2 separate regions of the Homo sapiens genome follow, and region 2 is linked to region 1. The links are chromatin loops, found by intact Hi-C in ENCODE. Cell type or tissue: endothelial cell of umbilical vein. All regions are shown on one strand. Each heading gives the region's core, and the rest is flanking DNA. Links, peaks and the distances in the headings are about the cores only.

Region 1 (12,707 bases), core at 1,606-9,605:
CAAGAGGCCCAGTTTTAAAACTTCTGAAACCCCCTAGGCTGCTTCAGTTTTTGGTCTGGGGAAACGTGGTGGTGGGATACGCTAACCTCATCTCCAGGTCACACGCCTCCAAGGGGAAGTAGTCAACACCATCAAGATCTACAGGATAATACTTTAATTACGAAAAGCACAAATTATGTATCATTGGAACCAGCAAACACACAGTAGCAGGAAGGATGCTTGCTCCCAAGGCTCTTCAGTCATCAGAGGACACACTCAAGCCCCACCTGAGTCTTCTCCCCATTCCATCGGCCATCCCTGCTCAGGATGTGGTACCAGGGCCATTCCCAACAGCCTCATCTCAGTAGACTCCAGTTTGTCTAATTCTCCTTCAATGGTGCTCCTGGGAGAAAAGAGAAGGCTGCTAATTTTCATGACACAAACTCTTCTCACAGCATGGAACCACCAAGACATCAAAATACACCAGCTGCCTGAATCTGAAGCGCAGCCAAACAGAAATGAGATTTTTGTGGATGCTAATAGGCACTATGCAGCCTTAGCACCAGGGATCATTTGCTCTAGTTCTAGATCCAACTTGTGTGACTGTGGGCAAGTGACTGTTATGAGAAAGCCTCAGCTAAAACACCCTCCTGGTCTCAGAGCTTCTGACATCACCCTAGAGCAGTTCCTCCTCCATCGTGAAAAGCAGTTGAATTGGCAAACTGTGACTGTGACAAATGTCTCAGTAAACAGCGCCCTTCATCCAGGTGCACAGGCCCAAGCCTTGAGGTCACGGTCGATTCCTCTTTCTCTCCCACCCAACATAGAACTCATTAGCAGAATGTGTAAGGTCTGCCTTCGGAATGCATCCCAAGTCCAAGTGCTTCTCACCTTTCTTTACTATGCCAGTCCAAGCTATTGTCACCTCGCACGTGGACCCTTCTAAAAGCCTCCTTGGTCTTTGCTTCCACTCTCACTCCCTAAGTTCTATTCTCTACCCAGTAGCCGGAATGTTCCTATTAATCAAGTCTTGTCATTCCTCTGCTTTCACCTCTCCAATGTCCTCCCATCTCCTTCTGAGTAAAATCTAAAGTGCTTTCCATGGTTCCGAGGTCCTGGTAATCTAGACCTCAGCCTCTTGTCTACCTCCACTGGCTCTATCATTCCCTCCTCTCCAGCTGCTCTGGCATCCTACCTCAGAGACTCTGCACAGCTATTTCTTCTGCTTAGAACATTCTTCCACCATTTATCAGCCCTCACTTCCTTCAGCCGTCTGTTCATTCTACATCCTTGGAGAGGCCCTGCATGGCACATATTTTACTGTCTGTCTCCTCCTACTAGAATGTAAGCTCTTTGATGGCAGGATCTTTATTTTGTTTCTTGCTCTATCCCCAGCCCCCTAGTAAAGTGTCGGAGAATGTGCTGAATGAATGAATAAACACTGCAAATGCATAAATAGCTTGCTCAAAGTCCAACAATGTTGCTGACTGGCTTTCAGAGTCTCTACTGAGGAATAAAAAGAAATTTGTTCTTCAGTATTCCAGAGATGTCACAGGGCTCACTTTGGTTGAATCAGAGGTAGGATGCCCCAAGTTCTACCTGTTTAGGTAGTTATTCTCCCCAGAAACAGCTCCTGGCAGGATGAGGGAGTCCTACGAATTCTAAAACCCCCACAGAACAGTATTTAAAAAGTACTAAATTAGAGGTTTCTAAAGGCTTCTCTAACCCAAAACTCAAATACAGTGAGTGGATCAGAAGAAGCAAAAAGACCTTCCTTGGTCTGTCCTTCCCCTACAGCTGCTACACTTCTCTGGAAGTGGCCACAGAGGGACAAAAGAAGGAATCTGATGCCCTGTGACATTATCACCCTGATAGAGTTGCAGTGCTAAACTCTGATTGAGCCCTGCTGTTTCAGAAGTGTAATGTCAAGCAATGCACTAATGAGATGAGGAAACTGCATCAAGGAAGCCAGCTCATCCTTGGGGAGATGAGAACACACTGCCTGACGTCAGCATGACACCCAACTCCTATCTTAGCACAGGCTACAGATATTATGCTGCTGTCAGCTTCATTACGGAAACAATACAGAAATCTGCAGCAGACATTACTCCCAGCTTCTGGACTGTGAATCAATGACACCAATGCTTCAGGAGCCAAATTGGAAGGCTAGACAAAGTCATCAAACTTGAGGATTCAACAAGGTAATGGGACTGAATATGGTTTCTGGCGCAGAGCTGCTATTAGTCAGGGCAATGTGAAATTCACTGCTACTAGAGCTTCCTGGGTGGATTCACTCATTCATTCAACAAACATTTGCTGGCAATAAAGAGATCTGCCAAGCAATAAAGAGAAGAAAAAGACTACAAAAGATCACCCTGCCTTTTGTGAACTAACAATGTAATAACCATGATGACAGTGCTAAAAAAGAGCAGCCAGCTGGGTGTGGTGGCACATGCCTGTAATCCCAGCACTTTGGAAGGCCGGGGCAGGAGGATGGCTTGAGGCCAGGAGTTTGAGACCAGCCTGGGCAACACAGTAAGACCCCATATTTATTTATGTATATTTTTAAAAAGAGCAGCCAACATTTTTTTTTTTGAGCACTTGTCCTAGCAGGTACCGCTGGATTCTTTTTTTATTTGTTTGTTTTTTATTTTTTGAGTCAGAGTCTCTCTCTGTCATGCAGGCTGGAGTGCAATGGCACGATCTCAGCTCACTGCAACCTCCGCCTCCTGGGTTCAAGTGATTCTCCTGCCTCAGCCTCCTGAGTAGCTGAGATTACAAATCTGCACCACCACGCCCGGGTAATTTTTGTATTTTTAGTAGAGACGGGGTTTCATCATGTTGGTCAGGCTGGTCTTGAACTCCTGACCTCATGATCTGCCTGCCTCGGCCTCCCAAAGTGCTAGGATTACAGGTGTGAGCCACCATGCCCGGCCATGCTGGATTCTTTAAGTGCAAGATCTCACGCTATCATCACAACAGCCCGGAGTATTACTGTCCTTGTTTTGAAGATGAAGAAACTGAGGCTCAGACATTGATTCAAAATCACAGCAGGGCTCAAATCCCCTGACTATAAAAGCCAATGCCCATAACTGCTAGGAAACACTGCTTACTCTAACCTAGTGCATTAACCTAAGTGGGATAAATAGGGACCTTACACTCTGGTGAGTGAAGGGAGGTTTCTGAAAACAGAAAGAAGGCCAGGTGCGGCGGTTTATGTCTGTAATTCCAGCACTTTGGGAAGCCAAGGAGGGAAAATCCCTTGAGCCCAGGAGTTCAAGGCCAGCCTGGGCTACATAGAGACACCCTACCCGTTCCTACAAAAAATGAAAATATAATTAGCTGGGCATGGTTGTGTGTGCCTGTGGTCCCAGCTACTAGCGAGGTTGAGGTGAAAGGATCACTTGAGCTCTAGAGGACGAGGCTACAGTGAGCTGTGACTGTGCCACTGCACTCCAGCCTGGACAACAGGGTGAGACCCTGTCTCCAAAACAAACAAACAAAAAACAAAGGGCCAGGCACAGTGGCTCACACCTGCAATCCCGGCACTTTGGGAAGCAGCCAAGGCGGGCAGATTTGAGATTAGGAGTTCAAGACCAGACTGGCCAACATGGTGAAACCCCATCTCTACTAAAAAATACAAAAATTTAGCCGGTCATGGTGGTGCATGCCTGTAACTACTTGGGAAGCTGAGGCACAAGAGTTGCTTGAGCCGGGGAGGCAGAGGTTGCAGGTTGCAGTAAGCCAAGATCATGCCACTGCACTCCAGCCTGGGTGACAGAGCGAGACTGTCTCAAAAAAAAAAAAAAAAAAAAAGAGAGAGAGAGAGAAAGAGAAGAATATGGTGAATATGATGTTCTTGCCAATGGAAGAAGTCAGTCCAGGAGCCCAAGTCTGGGAATCCATAACAGGGGCCGGATTACACTGCAAGCAATAATGAATGTAGCTGCCAACATACATTTTATTTCCAACTGAGAAATAAGAAGGCCTCAGAGGGGAAAATTCACTTTCCCAGACTTTTTAGTGGGGTGGAGGGGTAGAATCATTCTCATTTGACCCCCGTACATCTTGACATTTCTACTTATTAGAAATTAAAGTATAAATTAAGAAGCTTACTCTCCCTTCTCAGAATCCCATAGCTTCTCATCTGTAACTTCCTCAAAGCACCTGCCACCTTCTCCTACTACCCTGGAGAGTTGCTGACAGATGCTAATTTAGTTTTACTAAATATATTACCTTACCGGAAAGGCTAAACATGCATAATAGATAATACCAGCTACCCTTTGTTGAAAGAGGCTTACAGATGGATGAGGAAACAGTGACCTGCCCAAGTAGCATTATCAAGACCAAAATCCACCTGACTCACAGCCCAGTGGTCTTTTAAGGACACGATCCTGCCTCTTCTACAGAACCATGTAAGACGCTGAAAAACTTTGGGAAATAAAAGGAGAAATGCAGGCAAATGTTTCTGTAATCCAGCCAGAGACTAAGAGTCCTTGTAGCAGGACAAGTGCAATCCTTTCCAACCTCACAAGGCAAACAGACGATAATAGTTGTCAAAAGACAAAAATTACAAGAAATTTAGTTTAAAATCTTAATTGGCTTATATTTGCATTCTAGAATCAGCCGATGCCTCGTTCTATAAAACAGAATGAGTGCTCTGATGAGCTGAGCTGAGGAGGCTGGCTTTATAGACAGAAAAGGGCTGAAGAAAGCAGAAACACAGAACAAAAAGCGAATTGGTTGTTTCAAAGTTATTTTCCTTGTAAAGGTTAAAGCAGAGAGGACTTCCTCATCATGCCAGCTAAAGCTGGTTTACTTGGGCATTTGGCTATATTAACTGTCTCTCTCTCCTAATTTCTAGGAAAGTCAAATAAGCAACTTAGTTTCAGCTTGGTGGCACGGAACTTCAGCATAAGTGACTCCATGTTGGGTTGATCTGTTGGGCATAGTGCAGGAGCTCAGTCCAAACCAATAGCCTCTTATAAATTTTATTTAACATAGTGATAACAACAATATGACCATGGTAATAATAGAGGCAGCTTACTATGTGCCTGGCACCATTCTAGGGACTTCACAATCTTTTTTTTAATGTCCTAAGTTCTTGAAGGCAAGGGGCTTTACAAATATTAACTACTGTAATTATTATAACGGTATTAAGTGGGTACTATTATTATCCCCACTTTTTAATGAGGCAAGGTTGAGAGGTCAACTAACTTGCCCCAGGCAAGCCCATGAGCACTTCCCACGTGCTAGAAACTAAGTCCAGAAATTGTACTAAGTACGATTAACTCGTTTAATACTCAAAGCAATCCCAAGATACCTGCTATCATTATCAGCACTTTCAGAGGGAACCAACAGAGCTCAAGGCAGCCTGAACCCGGAGCCCGCGCTTAGCCACCAGCTGCGTGGCTGCGGGCAGGGCGAGCTGACCCAGGCTGGGTGCGCGTGGGGCGGGGGCTGGGTAGAGATCTGTTCGCTCGAGTCCTCAGCAAGGGCCGCACTGGACGTCAGCTCTGAGTGTGACCAAGGCCCCCGGCTTCTCCAGATCTGGACGCCCCAGCCCGGGAGCTCCGTGCCAGCGAGCCTCTGAGCATCGCGGGCCGCTACTGCCCCCTGCCGCCGCCCGGGCCTTGCAGGGAGAGCTTGCCCGGAGCAGAGGCGCACGGCCACCGGGCCCCGGCAGCTCCCAGCCACGACCACCCAGAGACCCCGCAGAGGAAGCGGAAGCCGCCGCCCGGCACTTTCTGAATTCCCCTCTCCGCCCTCAGGTCCCTGCGGCCTCCCGTCACCTGCGTCACTTCTCGTGGGCTGGCGGATAGAGCCCGGCGGCTCCCCCACCCACTCGGCTCGCAGCCCACGCTCCCGACGCCCGAGTTGCCATGGTGAAGGACGCGGGAGAAACGCCGGAAGGGGCACGGACCCCAGGGAGAGCGCGGAGGCGGCCACGCGGGTCCTTCCTCCACCTGGGCCCAGGCACTTCCGGTCTCGTAGGCGTCGGGGAAAGCTCTTTGCGGACTTCGCTGCGGGCTTAGGACCTCCGACATGAAGGGAAGCGGGGGCTGGAGGACGCAGAGACTCTCCCTGGGCTGCTCGAAGGCCAAGGCTGTAACGCGGCTCCGGTCCTCGTTTTCCCGCCGTCGGTGCTGGCTGCCTGCAGTTGCCATGGTGACGCGGGCCGCGGGGCAGGGCAAGGTCCCAAGTCGCGTGCAGTTGCTCCTCGCCGTCGCCACTCTCCTGCCCCAGGCTGTGGGTAGCAGACGTCAAAAGAGATACACCAGAGCGCGACCCGGACTCAGGACCGCCCGGGTGGGGGCTGCTTCGGGCATTGGACACACTTCCCGGGCGCCTCGTGACCGCACACTCCTGGCCTCACACCTCGGGGTGGGTTTGCACGAGGGGGGGCCGAGCCCTGTCGCTGAGCGACACTGACCTTCTTAAGGCCACCTAGCTTTGGGTACAATGGATGTCTCATACTGAATTTTAATCAGCTTCTTACTGGAGGACATTAATGTTTGTTCAATCTTCGTTACTACAAAAAATACTAGAGTGGAGTGGTAATATCCTTGTATGTACGTGCACACGTGCAACTTTCTCTGTAAATTTCCAGAAGTAAAATTTCTATGTCAAAGGCCACATGCAATTTTAATTTTCATGAATATGACTAAATTGCTCTTCAAAGACACTAGCAAATTTACATCTCCACCAAAACTGGAGTCCGATAATTTTAATTAGGATTATATCAACAGCGATGAACTGTTGCAAAAGAATTTTCCAGAGCATTTTCCATTAAACCAATTCTTTGATCAGTTTTTTTTAATACAACATAGTTAAATAGTATCCATATCCATTTTTATTTTATGGAAATTGTCTTTACTGAGTGATTCTTTTACATATAAATTTCATGATAAAGATTTTACTTCTTTAAAATTTGTATGTCGAATTTTACTTTGGTTTCCATCATTGTGATATTTTGTATTTCATGCTTATTTTATTGAAAAAGAAAAAAAAAAGGGAACCCCGACATTCAGAAGCTAGCCTGGCATCACAGGTCCACCATGTTATCCTCCTATTGTACGTAGCGTCACAAAATAACAACCTCAGATATGGTTACAGAGAGCCTGATAAAGTGAGACATAGCAAATCTACTTTGAAATTTTGTCTAAGCACAGACAAAAACACAGTCACTGTGCCACTCACAAAATACCAAACACCCGTCTTGGAGAAAATGAGTGACTGCTACTTCTTTTTTTTTTCTCTCTCTTTTTTTTTTTTTTTTTTTTTGAGTCAGAGTCTCGCTCTGTCGCCCAGGCTGGAGTGCAGTGGCAGGATCTCGGCTCACTGCAAGCTCCGCCTCCCAGGTTCATGCCATTCTCCTGCCTCAGACTCCCAAGTAGCTGGGACTACAGGAGCCCGCCACCACGCCCAGCTAATTTTTTGTATTTTTAGTAGAGATGGGGTTTCACTGTGTTAGCCAGGATGGTCTCGATTTCCTGACCTCGTGATCTGCCTGCCTCAGCCTCCCAAAGTGCTGGGATTACAGGCGTGAGCCACCGTGCCCGGCCCCCTGCTAACTAATTACAGTTTTATCTTTCTTCTAGTTTGCCTTCTCTATAGATTAGATTTATTGAGATACCCAATCATGGAATTGGCTCCTGCTTCCTGACCACTTCCAATCTAGGGCGAATCCAACTTCCATAGGCCCTCCTTAAATTACCCATAAAAGCTCAAATCCAGTAATAGGTTCTTTATAACACCTCTTTTCGAAGATACCCCCCCATAGTTCTGTCATGGTATGTACTCTCCCTCAGTGCAACCCAACTTGTTCAACTATAGGTGTGTCCTGGTGGTCTTTGGCTAAAAGGCATTGACACTAGCAAGTTCTATTTTCTTTTCTTTCTGAGACACGGTCTCACCCTCTTGCCCAAGCTGGAGTGCAGTGGCGCCATCAGGGCTCACTGCAGCGTCAACCTTCAGGCTCAAGCAATCTTCCCACCTCAGCCTCCCAACTAGCTGGGACTACTGGCATGCACCACCACGCCTGGTTGATTTTCATTTTTGGAGACAGGCTTTCACTATGTTGCCCAGGCTGGTCTCGAACTCCTGGGCTCAAGGGATCTGCCTGCCTTGGCCTCCCAAAGTGCTGGGATTACAGGCATGAGCCACCATGCCCAGCCGCCATAGTTCCATTTCCTTTGGCAAAATTTTGTGGGTCCAAAAATCTGTCAATGGCAGTCCTCTACAAATGTTTAGTAAGGAGCAAATTTTACGTGGGCAGTCTGTTTTAGTTTGCATTGATTATTTCAACCAGATCTGATTTCCTTTGCTTCTTGTAATTTCCAGTGTTACCTTTAAGATGTGAGTCTTCTGAGTTCATAACAAATTTCACAGGTGCCATCTTAACCATTGTCAGTTTTATTTTGTATGATTTATAGACAAATCATACAAAATAAATGACTACCGGTGATAGTCATTATGAATCAGACAGAAGGTTGATAATTTTTTCATCTGCTTCTTGACTCAAGAACCTTCAGTAGGGCAGTGATGTAGGACCTGGATACGCAGCAAAGTAAAAATGATCTGCTTCAACCGGCAGGCTTGCTGTGTGCGCCATGCCCTTTACCAGGCACTGGGAACACAGGTCCTGCCATGAAAGTAATTCACAGTCTAATCAGAGCGATATAGGAGCTGGCTGGCCTCAACGTGCCAGATGGATGAGAATGAAAAGGGCCTTCCAAATGGAGGAAACAGCCAAATGCAACGAGTTTATTTATTCATTAAATATTTATCGAGTACTTACTTTGTGCCAGGAATTGGGCTGAGCATTGGGGATGCAGGAATGAGCATCTTCCATGTGGCCCCTGCTCTCCAGAAGCTCTTGGTCTGGTGGGGGAGATGCATATGAAACAATCGCTCCAGTGACTGCAATGTGTAATAACCACTGCAGAGAAAATCCAGAATTCTGTGGGAGCCTGGGACAATGGTAACCTGACAAGTGGGGGTCAAGGAGAGCTTCACTGAGAAACTCACTTTTAATCTGTGTGAAGGATGAGACAGACAAAGAGGAGGTTGTTCTTGGCAGAGGACACAATTCATGCCCTGAAGTGGGAAAAGACTTGACCTTTCTCATGGGATGAAAGCAAGCCAGTGTGGCTGGAATGAAGTGGGTTGGAGGAGGCTGTTGGAGTATGAATGAGGTGGACCGATATCTGATCCTGCAAGGGCTTGTCCACCATCCTAAGTTGTTTGCGTCTTAATTCAAAAGCAAGAAGTCAGGGAAGAGTATCAAGATAAGGGGTGGGGTGATTAGATTACAAATGCATTTTACTATGTCTATGGGAGAATGGATTGGGCGGCGGCAGGGGGGATGATAAACATCATGGAACCAATAAGAAGGAGAACACTGTAGTTGTTTACGGGAGCAACAATCACAATTGACCAGGTAGCACTCAGAGGAGGGAAATATCCATTGGAGCACTGAGGGTGGAAATGAGATTAGAATGGATTGAGGAGTGTGTGAGGTGAGGAATATCGGTGAAAAATATGAGAAACAACTGAGTTATGGACTGAATTGTGCACCCCAAAATTCATCTTAACTCCTAATGATTTTGAATGCCACTATATTTGGAGATAAGGTCTTTAAAGAGGTAATTAAGGTTGAATGAGGTCATATGGGTAATGACCTCATATTGACCTCATCCAATATGACTAGTATCCTTCTAAGAAGAGAGACACCCAGGGTGCACACACAGAGGAAAGACCATGTGGGGATACACTGAAAAGATTGCCATCTGCAAGCCAAGGAGAGAGGCCTCAGGAGAAACCAAGCTGCCAACACCTTGATTTTGGATTTCCAGCTTCTGAAACTGTCAGAAAATACATTTCTGTTGTTTAAGCCACTCAGTCTGTGGTATTTTGTTATGGGAGTCCTGGCAGATTAATATGAACCCAGATGTCCATATAATGAACAGTTGGGAAATAAATTATAATGCATCCATACTATGGGAAAGAGTCTTACCCTAAAATATGCCCATGCAAGTTCAAGACTTTGACTTTAAAAGGAGTTTAATTTCCATTAAATTTCTTTTCTTTGGCTTGTGAGGATTTCACTGCATTAGCAAAGACTGCTATTGAGCCTCTGGAGCAGCCTCCACATGGTCTTCTCTATGGTGACATAGTTGGTGCGGGTTGTAAGTAACAGACTCAGGCATCACTTGCATTGTTTCCTTTGTCTCTCTTATACTGCTTTTTAAAAAAATTTTTATGACTTTGAGAATCATGTGTGTATTTTGTTTCTGAAATTGTGCAGTAACTGTGTACCATCGGTTGAAATAGTAATTATCTTTTCCGTTTATGAAAATTCACCCTATGAATTTTCTTAGGAACAAACTAACCTTGTAATGAGAGGGATGACTGCGGAACTCTATGCAAATATTTAAAAGAATAAGGTAGGGAAAAATGAGGTAGAGCTAAATATAGTGACATGAAAAGATGCCCAAACCATATGGCTGAGTGAAGAAAAGAGGTGTATGTAGATTATGAAGCTTTTTTTGTTTTTTGAGTTTGTTTTTGTTTTTTTAGACAAGGTCTCATTCTGACTCCCAGGCTCGAGTGCAGTGGTGTGATCATGGCTCACTGCAGCCTCAATCACCTGGGCTCAAGCGATCCTCTTACCTCAGCCTCCCAAGTAGCTGGGACTACAGGCGCATGCTACCACGCCCAGCTAATTTATGTATTTTTTATACAGATGGGATTTTGCCATGTTGGCCAGGCTGGTCTTGAACTCCTGGCCTCAAGTGATCTGTGCACCTCGGCCTCCCAAAGTGCTGGGATTATAGGTGTGAGCCACTGTGCCCGGCTCTCTTTTTGTTTTCTAATACATATAACTATTTGTTAGTAGATGCTTAGGGGAAAAAAATCTGGAAACAGATACAGCCAATTTTTAAAGTATTGTAAAAATCATATCATTTAGGGGTCTCGGTTTTGCCAAATGAGCCCTGTTGATGAGTTGATAACCTCCTCTAGCAGGGAAACTGTAACACATGGTAATACACCGAAGGCCAAGAAGTCAGTGAAAGAGCCACGGGCTACCACTCTGACGCCCCCATGCTTACCACCCATGACACATGACCCAGTGTGGCCTTTGGGGTCAGGCCATGTAGCAAACACTAGTAAAACTTAGTATCTCTCCTAGTTTCAAATAAACATAACCATGAATATAAGTCCTAATATTTTCTCATCCCAATGGACCATCTTGAGCGAACACTGATATTTCTATAACTCTACAGATAGAGCACTCTACAAATGGATTGGAGGGTGATTCATTAGCATAGTATGTATATGCAATCAGAATACAATTTTGTGTATAAAACATCCACTGTGTATGATTCAGGGAACACAATTGTTCCGAGAAAGGAAGCACCAACACTATCAGGTATTTGTTTTCTGAGAAAGGAGGAAGATAGACTTTGATGATCTCTAGGATGACTTCCCACTGACTCTCTAAAACCCCTGGACCTCTCTAAGCCATTGAGGAAGCAGTTGAAGTGGCTGTAGTGGAATGAAGTGGTCTCTTTAAAGAAAATTGTATCCAGAGTGACTGTTAACCAGTGTGATACATGGCAGTCTTTGAAATAAATGTCTTTAAAGTCATTCAGTGTGATTCTATGTAGCTCTTCCACATTGAAGATGTTCTGTTTTATAAAAACTTAAATTTAATAAAAGAATTTAATAACTATCCCCTTATGATACATCAAATATTACTTTTCAGACTTTTAGCTACTTCTCCTGGAGGCAGAGTTTCCATAAAGAAGTCTCAGCTAAATGCTAAGCACTGTTACCAAGCAAAGAAATGAAAATTGAACATCGCCAAAGCAATTGTGTACATTTTTGGAAAATAATTTTATTTGTCAGAATGAAATTCACAGGCCTTTTAAGCAAAAAGTAGGCACATGATTAAAATGGCATTGAATTAGAAGAAAAAAGTTAATCAAGCAATCTTTATTGAAACCGTCTGTGCTAAGGTTTGTGAAGGAAGCATTGTAATCCTGGCTGACATTTATCATGACATTTATTGTATCTTGTGCCAAGCGGACCCAGATCAAAAGGTGGGTTATCTGTGCAGCTGCCCAAAGCACTAATCCATAAGCAGCACTGAAATGTCAAGGGAACAAATGGGAAATTGGTGCCAGTTACCTGAGCATTTCACAGGATTCCTTCAAAGTTGGCAAACTAAGTGGTTTCACTCCCACCAATTGTAGGCAGCAGATTCGAGTGATGTGACAGGGAGTAGGGGTGTGTTGGGGAAGGGGATGAGGTCAGAACTTTCAAGCTGGGACTACCGGAAGGTGGAGGAGGAGCGAGCGTGTGGGGACATCAGGCACAAGGACAGCGGTGCAGACAACCCCATCCCAGGTGATGAGGGGCTGGAGCACAGGGAACCTGGGAGAGAGGCGCCAGTGAGGTCGGGCGGTAGTCGGAAGCCACAGGAAATAATTTTAATATTACCTGAGCTGTGATGGGAAAACATTGACGTTTTCAACAGGGAAGTGGCATGAGCTGACTCACCTTTGAAAAGACCCATTTGGCTAACGGCTGGAGAACGGCTCCAGGAAGGCAAGAGTAGAGGCAGAGAGTGCATAATGAGAGGCCATGGAGGTGAGAAGTGATGGTGATGCACTCGGGATGATACTTCTCGTTAGAGCCAGCAGGGTTTGCTGAATACAATA
Region 2 (12,707 bases), core at 1,864-9,863, 82 kb before region 1:
TGCCTGTAAACGTTTCACTTACGACAGACTTGTCACCCAATGGACGTGCATCATGTTTGTACAAGACCAGCTTGGGGAGAAGGGGGCAGATAATAAAGAAACTCAAATAGTTCGCTTTTATAATTTTATAAAATGATGGACTATTTCCTGGATTGTAGGGTTTAGGAAATGATGACATGCTTTTCTTGCTGATCCTGGGAAGTTCTCTCTGAATCAAAGAAACGTCTCAGCAGAACCCAGAAGAAGAAAATTGTGAGGTCCTTTCTCATGATACACATGTATTAGCATCTTCCACTTGCACAGGGAAGTGAGACACATCACAGTTCATTTGTTTAGGGTTGTAGTGTGGCATAAACCATCATTTGATTTGGAATTAGAAGCCGTTGGTTCTGATGCTGGCCGAGCCCTGGGTGGTCTCCAACCCTTGAAGCCCGGAAGCCTTGCTTGTGGTTGGGGATAATCACTCCCACCCCTCTCAACTCACAAAGCTGTGGACACGATCACATGAGATGGTGCGCATGGGAAGTGTATGCATATCTACCAGGGCAGGTTAAACTGAGATCACACTTGGCGTTGAATGTCAGTTTCAGTCCAGATTTGGGGGAAAATTGTTGTTTTTAATGAGGCAGCAGGAACAGCCTCTAACCTTATGCTTCTGCCATGTCTTTCTCAGACTGCAGGTTCCGTCACTGACCCTCACTGGGCCCACCTTGACATCAGTTTAAAGAAAGGGTGTGGAGTGGGGAGAAGCTCTGACATTCTACGTGTTTTTGTTTGCTTGCTTGTTTCTAAGGGCGTATGTTTTTTCAAAGTTCCTATTATCGATATTTACAAATATCAAGGTTTACGATGGACAAAGGAGTGAGTATATATTTTTTAAAGTGAGGCTTCAAGGATTCACGAGAGAACAGAAATGCCCCAAGGCTTTCCCCAGCATCACAGTGTGGAAGGAAGATTGAGCACCATGATGACAAGGTTGGGTCTTTAGAGAGAAGTGAGAATGTTTGATCTCGAGAAAGAGAAGACGGAATAGGCAGGTGGCTTGGAAAATTGAAAAAGAGAAATCAGTGTCCTTTCTCCGTCCTTTAGGCCCCTACAGCCTTTTGTACATCTTAGAACCTCTATTACCGTATGTATCCACTGCACTGGAACTATCTGTTTATATATGTCCCCATCTCCAGACTGAGCTCCTTGAAGGTACAGGTTGCATATCATTCAAATCTTCTTCTCAGAATCTAGCACAGGGCTTGACACGTGGCTGGAACATGCACATTCTTGAATAAGTGAATCAATATCACTGTAAAGATGGGAATCATAACTACCGATTTAGTGCTTACTAATAATAACTAATTGATTTAGTGTTTACTGTGGGCAGGCACTGGCTAAACACTTTACATATATTAGCTTTTCTCATCTTCATAGCAACCCTATGCAAAGGGGCTATTATTATTTCCATCTTATGGGGGACAGAGAGATTAACCTGAGTCTCCAACCACGAGATTCATACCCATATGTAAATGGCTCCAGAGCCTGTGTTTGCTTAACCTTGGAGGTCAGCGCCTAAATGAGGCAGCCTTTCCCAGGCCTCTGGGGCTCTAAGACAGCTGGCTGTGCACCCATGCCAGGCAGAATGGGATGCACTGTTGGCTCTGGCAGATGACTAAGAAAAGAGCAGAGGGTAGAGAGGGACATGGAAAGAGCCTGGACCCAAGAGGAGACTCATGTGTGGTCTTGGCTCCTACCACGGGCACTAGCTGTGACTCTGGGCGAGGCCTCATGACGCCAAGTTCATCCTGCCAGAAAGCTGGAGGACAGCTCCATGAATGGCATGGGATGAATGGGTGTGAAAGTGCTCTGTATGCTTCTGTGTGTGGTCTAAAGGAAAGGAGGGGTTTTGCTTATTATTGTGGTTGTTGCTGTTGGCCTGGGAGCCAAGGAAAATCAGACCCCGGGCACTCCTTTCAATGACCTGACAAGGAAAGCTGCAGAGGTGACAGGGAGGTGGTGCTCCCCTTAAAAGGGAACCTGAAGACACACAGTCTTGGCTCTGCCAAGTCTCCTCACCTCTCGTAGGCTTTGTTTCCTCAACTGTAAAACTGAGTGGAATTGCTCTGAGAATCAAAGGAGACAGCAAGTGTAAAAGGTTCAGCACGGCGCTGGGCACAGCCCAGTGTAAAAAGTTAGTATTAATAATATTATATTATTAGCCTGGCCGGGTGCGGTGGCTCGCTTCTGTAATCCCAGCACTTTGGGAGGCCGAGGTGGGACCTTGAGGTCAGGAGTTTGAGACCAGCCTGGGGAACATGGTAAAACCCTGTCTGTACTAAAAATACAAAAATTAGCCAGGCATGATGGTGCGTGCCTATAATCCTAGCTACTCGGGAGTCTGAGGCACGAGAATCACTTGAATCCGGGAGGTGGAGGTTGCAGTGAGCCGAAATCGCACCACTGCACTCCAGCCTGGGTGGCAGAGTGAGACCTTGTCTCAAAAAAAAAAAAAAAATCATATTATTAGCCTGAAAGGCCCCGAGTGCCACAGGTTTTGCAAGGGGTCCCACGGGTTTGGACAGTGGTGTCCGACCACTGACCACCTGGTCTTCTCTAGGAGGGTCTGTAGCTGGTCTTGATCCCAGAGTAATGTAGTAAAAAGACCCCTGAGTTGGAGTCAAAAGACCTGGATTCAAAGCCAGGCTTTGGAACTTGTCCACTGTGTGATGTTGGCTGAATTCTTTTACTTCTTTGGCCCTCGGTATCCTCATCAGCATGATGCACACACCTTCCAGGGCTGTCATGAGGCTGAAAGCCATGGTGACATTGCGGGTATGATGCTCCTCTGTAGACAGGCTAGTGTTACACAGCCAGCTTCCCTTCTACCCTCCACAGCTCCTCCAGCCAAGCTGCCTGTAGTCTTTGCAACTGACCAGCAGTAGGGCCCCAGTAAGAGTCTGCCCTGAGTTACTTAATGTTGGGTACTGGAGGATTGCACCATGGCCGCAGCCACAGCCCCAGCCTGCAGGCAGACTGTAATTTGCAGCTGTGTCACAATTTCAGCTAAATGATTTTCAATTCATAGGTGGAGCCACCCAGCTACACACAGGATGAAATTCCTGCTTGGCCACACTCTGCGCCTCAGACCGCAGTGAAGACGAAGCATGCAGATATGGGCTTTTAAAAGAAGCCAATTGATCACTTGCCTTTTCTCTCCCTCTAATTAAGGGATTTAGGGTTGCTGAAGATTTCACAACATGTGTAGAGACAGAGAATCTTCTGAGAAATCATCCAGCCCTTTCCAGCACGACACATGTCTCTTGACAACTCCTAAGATGGGGGATTTTTTTTTTTTTTTGAGATGGGAGTTTCACTCTTCTTGACCAGGCTGGAGTGCAATGGCACAGTCTCAGCTCACTGCAACCTTCGCCTCCTGGGTTCAAGCGATTCTTCTGCCTCAGCCTCCCATCTAGCTGAGATTATATGCACCTGCCACCACGCCTGGCTAATTTTTGTATTTTTAGTAGAGATGGGGTTTCACCATGTTGGCCAGGCTGGTCTCAAACTCCTGACCTCAGGTGATCCACCCGCCTTGGCCTCCCAAAGTGCTGGGATTACAGATGTAAGCCACTGTGCCTGGATGGATTTTACACTTCTCAAAGCAGCCAATACTTGTACTTGAGAAGCTCTGGCTATAACATTAATTTCTAGGATGGTTCTGTTTAAGGCCTATCTTCCCCCCATTTCATATGAGCTCCAGGAGGGCAGGGATTTTGTCTGTACCAGTCACTGTTCCCTCCCAGTGTTTTGCAGGTGGGCTCTCACAAAACTCAGGTTTGGCCAGGTGCAGGGGCTCACCCCTGTCATCCCAACACTTTGGGAGGCTGAGGTGAGAGCATCATTTGAGGCCAGGAATTCGAGACTAGCCTGGGCACCATAGTAAGACCTCATCTTTACAAAAAACAAACACATAAATGAATAAAAAAACTTGGGTTAAAGTGCACTAAAAGGACCAGAAAAGTCTTCCTTATTTGAACTGAACATTTATTTCCCTAGAGCTTTCACCCACTGACCTTCACTGCTCCCCTAGACACTCACAGAGACCACATAAAACAAAGCTGTCTTTTCCTTGGTCCAACAATGATTGTGTTCTCCCCCAAGTCTGGCAAATACTCTTTCCCTCCCAAAAGTTTTCACTTTTCTAGGTCAAACGTTCAGTTTCTTCAGCCATTCCTGGTGAGTCAAGTTTTGGAAGCCACCATGTTGTCCTCAACTATCTGTTGCCCTGTGGATTGTGCCATGTCCTTCCTCTGGGAAGGGAGCTTCAGTGGCTCCTCATGGCCTAATAGAGCCCCAATTCCTTAGTTTGGGTGTTGAGACCTTTCAGAATATGTTCAATCTTAATTCCATTATTTTATATTACTTTTTTTTTTTTTTGAGACAGTGTCTCGCTCTGTCGCCCACGCTGGAGTGCAGTGGCGTGATCTTGGCTCACTGCAAGCTCCGCCTCCCAGGTTCAAGAGATTCTCCTGCCTCAGCCTCCCGATTAGCTGAGATTACAGGTGCCCACCACCATGCCCGGCTAATTTTTGTATTTTTAGTAGAGACAGGGTTTCACCATGTTGCTCAGGCTTGTCTCGAACTCCTGACCTCAGGTGATCCACCTGCCTCAGCCTCCCAAAGTGCTGGGATTACAGGCAGAAGCCATCACACCCAGCCATTTTCTACTACTCTTACATGAACTCCCCTGCTCAGTGATACATGTCTAATTCTTTCTCCTGGAGCCCAACATGATGCTCCCTCACTGTACACCTGTTTGTAAAGTGTTCCTGCCTGGGACAGCCACCCTATTCCTTATGTATGCAGGTCTCATTGTCACCAAGTCCCAAAGCAAAGCTCCATTCCTCTTGAGCATCCCAGTGTGTTGTTGTGGAAAGAGGAGTTGTAGCAAAACAAGCAAACCCAGGTTTAAGTCTCAGGGACACAGTCTAGCTGTATGAACCACCTCACTGGGCCAGTCACTCAACCTTTCTGAGCCTAAGTTTTCTCCTCTGAAAAATGGGCATGATGATACCTGTCCTGCCCACCCTGTAGAGTGTCGTGTGGAATCATGAGATGACACAGGTAAAAGCCCCTTGTAAAAGACAAAATGCATTGACTTCTTACCTCCGAGCCTTTCAAACATGCCTGTGCCACCTGTCAGATGCCTAACTCTATTAGTGCCATTCCTAGGAACACCCTCAGAGTACAAGGTGCTCCGGGAGGTGAATACACGTGTCCATGTGGTGGGCCACCATTCCTGAAGCCATGCTCTGTGCTGAGAGCTCCACATTGGTCAATGTGAAGCCGCCCTAGGGTATAGGTATTAGCATTCCATTTTCTACATAAGAAACCAGAGGCTTAGAGAGGCTAATAAACTTGTAACACAGCCTACAAGTGGCCACAACAGGATCTGAACCCAGTTCTTTCTGACAGCAGAGGCCCTGGTCTTAACTACTATGCCTCACTATCTCTAATGAATCCTTCAATTCAGTGAAACCTGTGCCTCTGGGAGGCTCACAATTGGGTTTTTTGTTTAGGAGACTGTTGTTACGGATCCTGGTGATGATGATATTCATAATTCAGGGCTGAACAGGGAGGCAGGGCCCCTTGGGGACTCATATCAAAGCCTCAACTTTAATGTGTTTATGCCCAAATTTTCCATTTAGGCCCAAACAAATAAAACAAAATAAAACCCTGAAGGAAGAATAGACGTCTACAAGTCCCTTATAAATCACGGCAGTGCTCGTTTCGTAGAATGCCTGCTAGTATGAGGCACTGTGTACGTTAACAGACCCCGAGTCCTTGACAGACAAGAAGAAAGAGAGCTTAAAAGACAAACTGATAAGAATTCAGAGGAGAGATTGATGGTGATTATGGAGATAAGAAAGGGCTGTTTATTGAGGGGGAGGCATTTTAGGGAAATACTCAAGGAAAAGATCATAGAGAGAGGCATCCCAGGCAGGAGGGAGAGTGAGGGAGGAGCGGATGGAGCCCTTCCTGGGGAAAGGCTGCCAATGAGTTTATCTGGAGTACTCGGTGCCTGGGGACAGCGGGAAAAAGCTGCATACGTCTGGCTCCAGCTTTAAGCGCGCAGGGGACACTCAATCCTCAGGAACCAGGAAGGTATAGCTGTGTGCAGCCCTGGCTCAACACCTAAGGCCTCTGGTTGGAAGGATTGGGTTAACTGCCAAGTTGTCACGAGGCCATTTGTGACCACGCAGCCGAAAAACCAAACAGAGAGAAGAAAAGCCACAGCCTATTGTCTGTGGTCTCTGAGGCCACAACCTGGAGGGCCAAGTTGTGGCTTGCATAAAAGCACATCAGAGGGCCGGGTGCGGAGGCTCACGCCTGTATTCCCAGCACTTTGGGAGGCTGAGGGGCATGGATCACTTGAGGCCAAGAGTTCAAGACCGGCCTGGCCAATGCGGTGAAACCCCGTCTCTACTTAAAGTACAAAAATTAGTCGTGCATGGTGGCGCATGCCTGTAATCTCAGCTACTCGGGAGGCTGAGGCATGAGAATCGCTTGAACCCAGGAGATGGAGGTTGCAGTGAGCCGAGATCGCATCACTGCACTCCAGCCTGGGCGACAGAGCGAGACTCTGTGTCAAAAAAAAAAAAAAAAAAGAGAACAGCAATGACAATGGGCAGGTCACTGGGATTGTGTAAATTCTCAGAAAGGAAATGGACCAGAGAAGTCATCCAACCCAACCTCTTCATTTGACTAATGAGGAAACCCAGGTCTACAAATAAAAAATTTGCCCAAGTTCACAGAATAACTGACCCGGATCCCAGAGCCGGAAGAGAGTGTAGGAGTCATTTTGTCCAACTTCCTCCTTTTACCCATGAAAACACTAATGTCCAAATCATCTGGAATGAGAATGCAGGCTTTCCAGCTCTCTGTGTATGGTTCTTTCTGCTATGTCATTTTAGTCACTTCCTTTCTTTCATTTGAGAAACACATCTTAGAAAGTCCTATGGGGCCAGGTATGCAAGGTTAGGGAAATATTTTTCAACATGATCAATAACAGCAAATGTTGTTGTTAACATAGTTAAGCATTTGTACAATAAGTACAAAGCTTGCTTTATACTCACCGTTTTATCTGATCTTTACAAGGCTCCCAGGAAGCAGATATGAATATACCTGCCATTTTACAGGGAGAAAGTATATGCCCAGATAGGTTGTCAGCTCTTTAAAGACAATGTATTATTTTATTAATACTTGTTTGGAAAAAGAAAAAGAAAGCTTACTTTTCCTTCTTGTTATGTCATTTATGCATATTCATTATAGATACTAGAAAATAGAGCAAAACAAAATCATAGCATACAAACCATTTGTATTTTGTTGTACGGCATGCTAGGGGTTTCAAGTTCTTAGACTCAAATTTAAACTTTTGGATTCCAAATTTCATGTTCCTTCTCCTTCACCTCATGTTAGACACTAACAATTATAAATTTTAGTGGGGGGAAATGATTAAACCACATGTCTGCTGCATGCTTTACAGCAACTTGTACATATCGTACTTGGCTTTGTTTTTGCCATCAGAAATAGTATAAGCCGCTTGAGTATAAACGCAATTTATGAAGAAATCGAAAGGTTTGGGAAAGGGTGAAGGGCTACCCAGGGGAGTGTGGTGAATGAATGGGGAAGGCAGAGCTGGGAGTCTGATGGCCTCAGGATCCCTCTCTAACCCACGCCCTGCGGCTCACCCACTGGTAGATTCAGAACAAGGTGCTTCCTGTGCGAGCCATTTTCTCAGTTTACTAAAGTGACAAGAGAACTGAAGGCTGAGCATGGTAGCTGGCTGGGCGTGGTGGGTCACGCCTCTAATCCCAGCACTTTGGGAGGCCGAGGCGGGAAGATCACAAGGTCAGGAGATGGAGACCATCCTGGCTAACACGGTGAAACCCCATCTTTACTAAAAATACAAAAAAAAAAAAAAAAAATTAGCTGGGCGTGGTGGCGGGCGCCTGTAGTCCCAGCTACTGGGGAGGCTGAGACAGGAGAATGGCTTGAACCCAGGAAGCAGAGCTTGCAGTGAGCGGAGATTGCACCACTGTACTCCAGCCTGGGTGAAAGGGCGAGACTCCATCTCAAAAACAAAAAACAAAAAGTAAAACAAAACATCAAAAAAGCAGTTGGTTTACCCAGGCCATACCTCTAGTGGCTCCTCTCCCAAGGTAACTGATGAGTAAACAGATTTTCCACTGATGTCTCAAAGAAAAAAAAGAGTAGAAGGAGAGGAAAACTATTTATTCTGGAGTCCATTCATCCTACTACTCTATGTTTATTATGTCGTTATAGGCTAAAGCTCTCTTTAGACATTTGGGGAAATTTAAAACAACACATTTTATGGAAAGCAATTTGTATTAAATCCTGAAAAGTGTAAATTTACCAATGCATATACTAGGATGATCCATAACATTGGTTAAAGAAGTATTTTAGAAAAATGTAAGCAATCAATAATAAAAAATTTATTAAAGTGTGACAGATCCACACATAATCTATGCAGATACTTTAAAAATATATAGATATCTTAATTATTTGACACTGAAAGATGTTCACAATATCTTTGTACAAGAAATTGCATGTATAAATGAAGATATTTAAATAAATATGTATTGATGTGATACACACACACACCTGCTCCACAGGAAAAAGTATCTAGTTCATATTTATTAGAATATGAACAGTGGTCTATGTGGTGTGATTAAGACATAATTTTTATTTGATTCTGTATGCAATTCTACATTTCTTCTCTTTTTTTATGATGGGGACATGTTTTTATAATCAGAGAAAAAACATATTTCCCTTTTAAAAACATGATACTAACACAGAAAAACATTAATAATATGTTGTAATATAAAAAGTAGATTTAAAAAGTTTATTTGTAGTATGATCCAGTTTTGATATATCTTTATGGCAAATGTAGGAATTTTAAAAGCATAGAATGTTGTGCAACAAAATACAAATGGTTTGTATTCCTTGATTTTGTTTTGCTGTATTTTCTAGTGGTTTATAATAAATATGCATAAGTTATGTAACAAGAAAGAAAAGTAAGTTTTCTCTTTCTTTTTCTAAACAACTATTAATAAAACCAGATTTGTGCCAAAAATAAAGATATAAAATAAGATAAATATGGTCTTGCCTTTAAAGAGTTGACAACCGAAAAGAAGAGATGAAAGCAAAATGTATGTGACTAAAATATGCAAGAAGGCTCAGTAGGTTTACCTATTGAATTGATAAAAGATTCATGAAAGAGACGACATTTGGGACAGGCCTTAAAAGATAGATATGAATAAACAAAAATTGGAGGAGTCCAGGTGCAGTGGCTCATGCCTATAATCCCAACACTTTGGGAGGCGAAGGTGGGAGGATTGCTTGAGGCCAGGAGTTCGAGACAGCCTGAGCAACATAGCAAGACCCTGTCTCTGCAAAAAGACAGGTGAGTGTGAGTGGTGGCTCATACCTGTAATCCTGGCACTTTGGGAGGCCAAGGTGCATGGATCACTTGACGTCAGGAGTTCAAGACCAACCTGGCCAACATGGTGAAACCCCATCTCTACTGAAAATACAAAAATCAGCCGGGTGTGGTGGCACACACCTGTAATTTCAGCTACTCAAGAGGCTGAGGCAAGAGAAATGCTTGAACCCGGGAGGTGGAGGTTGCAGTGAGCTGAGGCCATGCCACTACACTTCAGCCTGGGCTGTGACAGAGTGAGACTCCTTTAAAAAAAAAAAAAAAAAATTAGCCATGCCTGGTCGCATAAGCCTGTGGTCTCAGCTTCTCGGGAGGCTGAGGGAGGAAGATTGCTTGAGTCCAGGAGTTCAAAGCTGCACTAAGCTATGATAGTGATACTGCACTCCAGCCTAGGCGATAGAGCGAGACCTCATCTCTAAAAAAGAAATTGGAGGGAAAGGGATTTGTATCAGAGAAAAGGCATTCCTGCAGCAATGTGAGTATGTCCAGGGAGCAGCATACACAAAGGGCTTGGTGACATATCGCCACCTCCCTGATTCACTTCCTGCCGCACCTACCTACTGTCATGCTTACTACCAAGCTCTTCCATATCTTTTCAAATAAGGCAGCTATGAAAAAGTGCAAAGTATGCATTTTCCATTCTGATTTTATCTTATTACATACTGAATTAGGTAAATAAAAATGGATTCAGCACTAGAGGACTTTAGTGAATTATTTAATAGTTTGAGAATGTATTGGCTGTTGGCTGGATTTAATTAGAAATTTTGGTCTTCACCAGATGGATCCAACACTAAAGGCTCTTTAAGTCTCAAGGACAAAGTTGGAATTTCCCATGCAGTAAATTTAGATCTTCGTTTCATGCATCCATAAAGACAGCTATAAATTTCAGAGGCCCAAGGCTTGTCCCAGCATAACATGGGCCTTCACAACAAGTAAATAAATAACTTGAAACTGGAAGGGTGACTTCAAATGATGCTACCACCCTCTCTACTGGAAGACAGTGTGGACAACAACAGGAAGTGGAGGATGTCTGGGAAACGTCTCTGGTCACCTCTTTGGAAAGCAAAAGTCTGGAAAGTCCAAACAAGGTTTGCTCTTAGAGATATGGCAATATTTATAGGACTTGTACACAGGAAACATGAAAGGAAATGGAATTATTCCTTTATGTTCCTTACAATATGAGACCAGATAAGTTCCTAGCCACTCTCTACTTTCAACAGGCCCCAAACACTTGGTCTCTCCTGACCTTCTACACTGTAGCAAAGTGGCTGGGAGGACTTCCTCTGGCTCAGAGTCTCTGTCCTGAATGTTTACATCTTGGTAAAACTGTGGCAGCAAGTTAGATACCTGAGAACTTAGAGTCTAGCTAGACTAGATTCTTGGGTCTGTCACTAACTCATTTGGAGACCTTGGGAAATGGTTTGGCCTAAGTCAGTAGGTCTCAGCCTTTGCTTCAACCTTCACATTATCTCATGTTCTATATGTGCTCACCAGAAACACCTCTCAGGCCAGGTGCTGTGGCTCATGCCTGTAATCCTAATGCTTTGGGAGGCCTAGGTGGGAGCATCACTTGAGCCCAGGAGTTTGAGGCTGCAGTGAGCTATGATCATGCCACTGTACTCCAGCTTGGGCAACAGAATGAGACCCTGTCTCTAAAACAAAACAAAACAAAAACATCTTTCATTAGACATAGATTGTCAATGAGTGTGGCCACCTCCACGCATTTTCTGATTCTCACTGAGATCTCTGAACAAGATGATCTTAGTGTGTTTCACGCATCCCCCTCCTTGCACTTTTAAGTCTTAGGATTCTAGATATAAATTCTCATCAAAAGAGCTTTGAAAAAAACAGGCTCCTACACAATTATGCTTGCATATACTTAGAAAGAAAGATTTAAAAGAAGATGTTAACAGTTGTTTTCTCTGGGAAAGGAACCTAGGGGCCTAATTGTTAAGGAAAAAAAGAGACTGACTCTTCACCGTATACCCTTTATTTTATTTTATTTTATTTTATTTTATTTTATTTTATTTTATTTATTTTATTTTATTTTATTTTATTTTATTTTATTTTATTTTATTTTATTTTATTTTATTTTATTTTTATTTATTTATTTTTTTTGGGAGAGGGCCTGGCTCTGTCACACAGGTTGGAGTGCAGTGGTATGATCTCAGCTCACTGGAATCTGCACCTCCTGGGCTTAAGCAATCCTCCCACCTCAGGCTCCCAAGTAGCTGGGACTACAAGTGCATGACATCATGCCTGGCTAACCTAGTAGAGAAAAATAAAATAAAATTAAAAAATATTTTTAAAAAGAAAAAACAAAAAGGGAACCTCTGGAAGAAGAGTATGGCTGAAGTGGACCTACAGGCTAAGTAGGTAGACAACTAAGAAGGTCTGTTTCCTCCCTTATTCCCTCCCTTCCTTTTCTAAACCTCTTTACTTTCTTGGAAATGACCTTCAGTGCCTGCCACGAACCAGCCACCATGATTGAGTGGGTATTAATTCAGTTTCCTGTACTTTAGTCATTCACACAGCACCTTCTTGAGTTTTGCCACATCTGCCCACCAGCTACATCATAATTAACTTAAAGTTTTTCTTTAAATTAACTCCCTTTCCCTTTTTTCTTTAACTTACCAGCTGGGCGCGGTAGCTCACACCTGTAATCCTAGCACTTTGGGAGGTTGAGGCGGGTGGATCACCTGGGGTCAGGAGTTCGAGACTAGCTGGGCCAACATGGCAAAACCCCATCTTTACTAAAAATACAAAAATTAGCTAGGCGAGGTGGTGCGTGCCTATAATCCCAGCTACTTGGGAGGCTGAGGCAGGAGAATCGCTTGAATCCAGGGAATGGAGGTTGCAATGAGCCAAGATTGCCCCACTTTACTCCAGCCTGGGTGAAAGAGCGAAACTCTGTCTCAAAATAAATAAATACATTAATTAATTAACTTACCTAACTACTTTAGTCTTGCACTAATCAATAACATTCATAAAATGATTTGGTTTGTCAATTATTTTTCTAATGCCTATGAAACTAAACATTGACTATTAGAATTTAAAATGTCTGCCCCCGTGTCTGGGTTACACGTGCCACACTCTGGAATTCACTAGCAATAACTCATTCGGTCCCTGCAACTACTCTCTGAGTAGAAATTATCTTCCTCATCCTACACATGAGAAAACTAAGCTTCAGAGGGGT

Evidence for each region. Peaks named below come from ENCODE experiments on the same cell type or tissue, not always from the same donor. Only the 100,000 strongest peaks of a DNase experiment are listed, where the experiment ranks them.
Region 2: it touches region 1 in a loop (11-fold over the local background); 3 of 110 quality-filtered maps call a loop at or near these places.

Annotation. Positions count from the first base shown.
Region 1 is chr20:2,200,584-2,213,290 of GRCh38, reverse strand. It overlaps LINC03086 (long intergenic non-protein coding RNA 3086), which reads right to left and starts at 6,363. Exons shown (of 2, transcript NR_161305.1): 1 at 5,772-6,363; 2 at 140-382. It overlaps LOC105372502 (a long non-coding RNA gene), which reads right to left. Exons shown (of 3, transcript XR_937202.3): 2 at 12,547-12,707; 3 at 11,866-12,420. RefSeq lists enhancers at 5,970-6,089, 5,772-6,272. In endothelial cell of umbilical vein, for the core only: a CTCF peak has its summit at 5,598 (motif pointing left); DNase peaks (open chromatin) are centred at 1,960 and 5,570; H3K4me3 peaks cover 904 bases; H3K27me3 peaks cover 526 bases.
Region 2 is chr20:2,283,196-2,295,902 of GRCh38, reverse strand. It overlaps LOC105372503 (a long non-coding RNA gene), which reads left to right. Exons shown (of 3, transcript XR_937203.3): 3 at 1-82. Among named protein-coding and RNA genes, the nearest start is that of TGM3, 6.5 kb to the left of the region's middle. In endothelial cell of umbilical vein, for the core only: no CTCF peak of the experiment used is centred there; a DNase peak (open chromatin) is centred at 6,832; H3K27ac peaks cover 1,012 bases.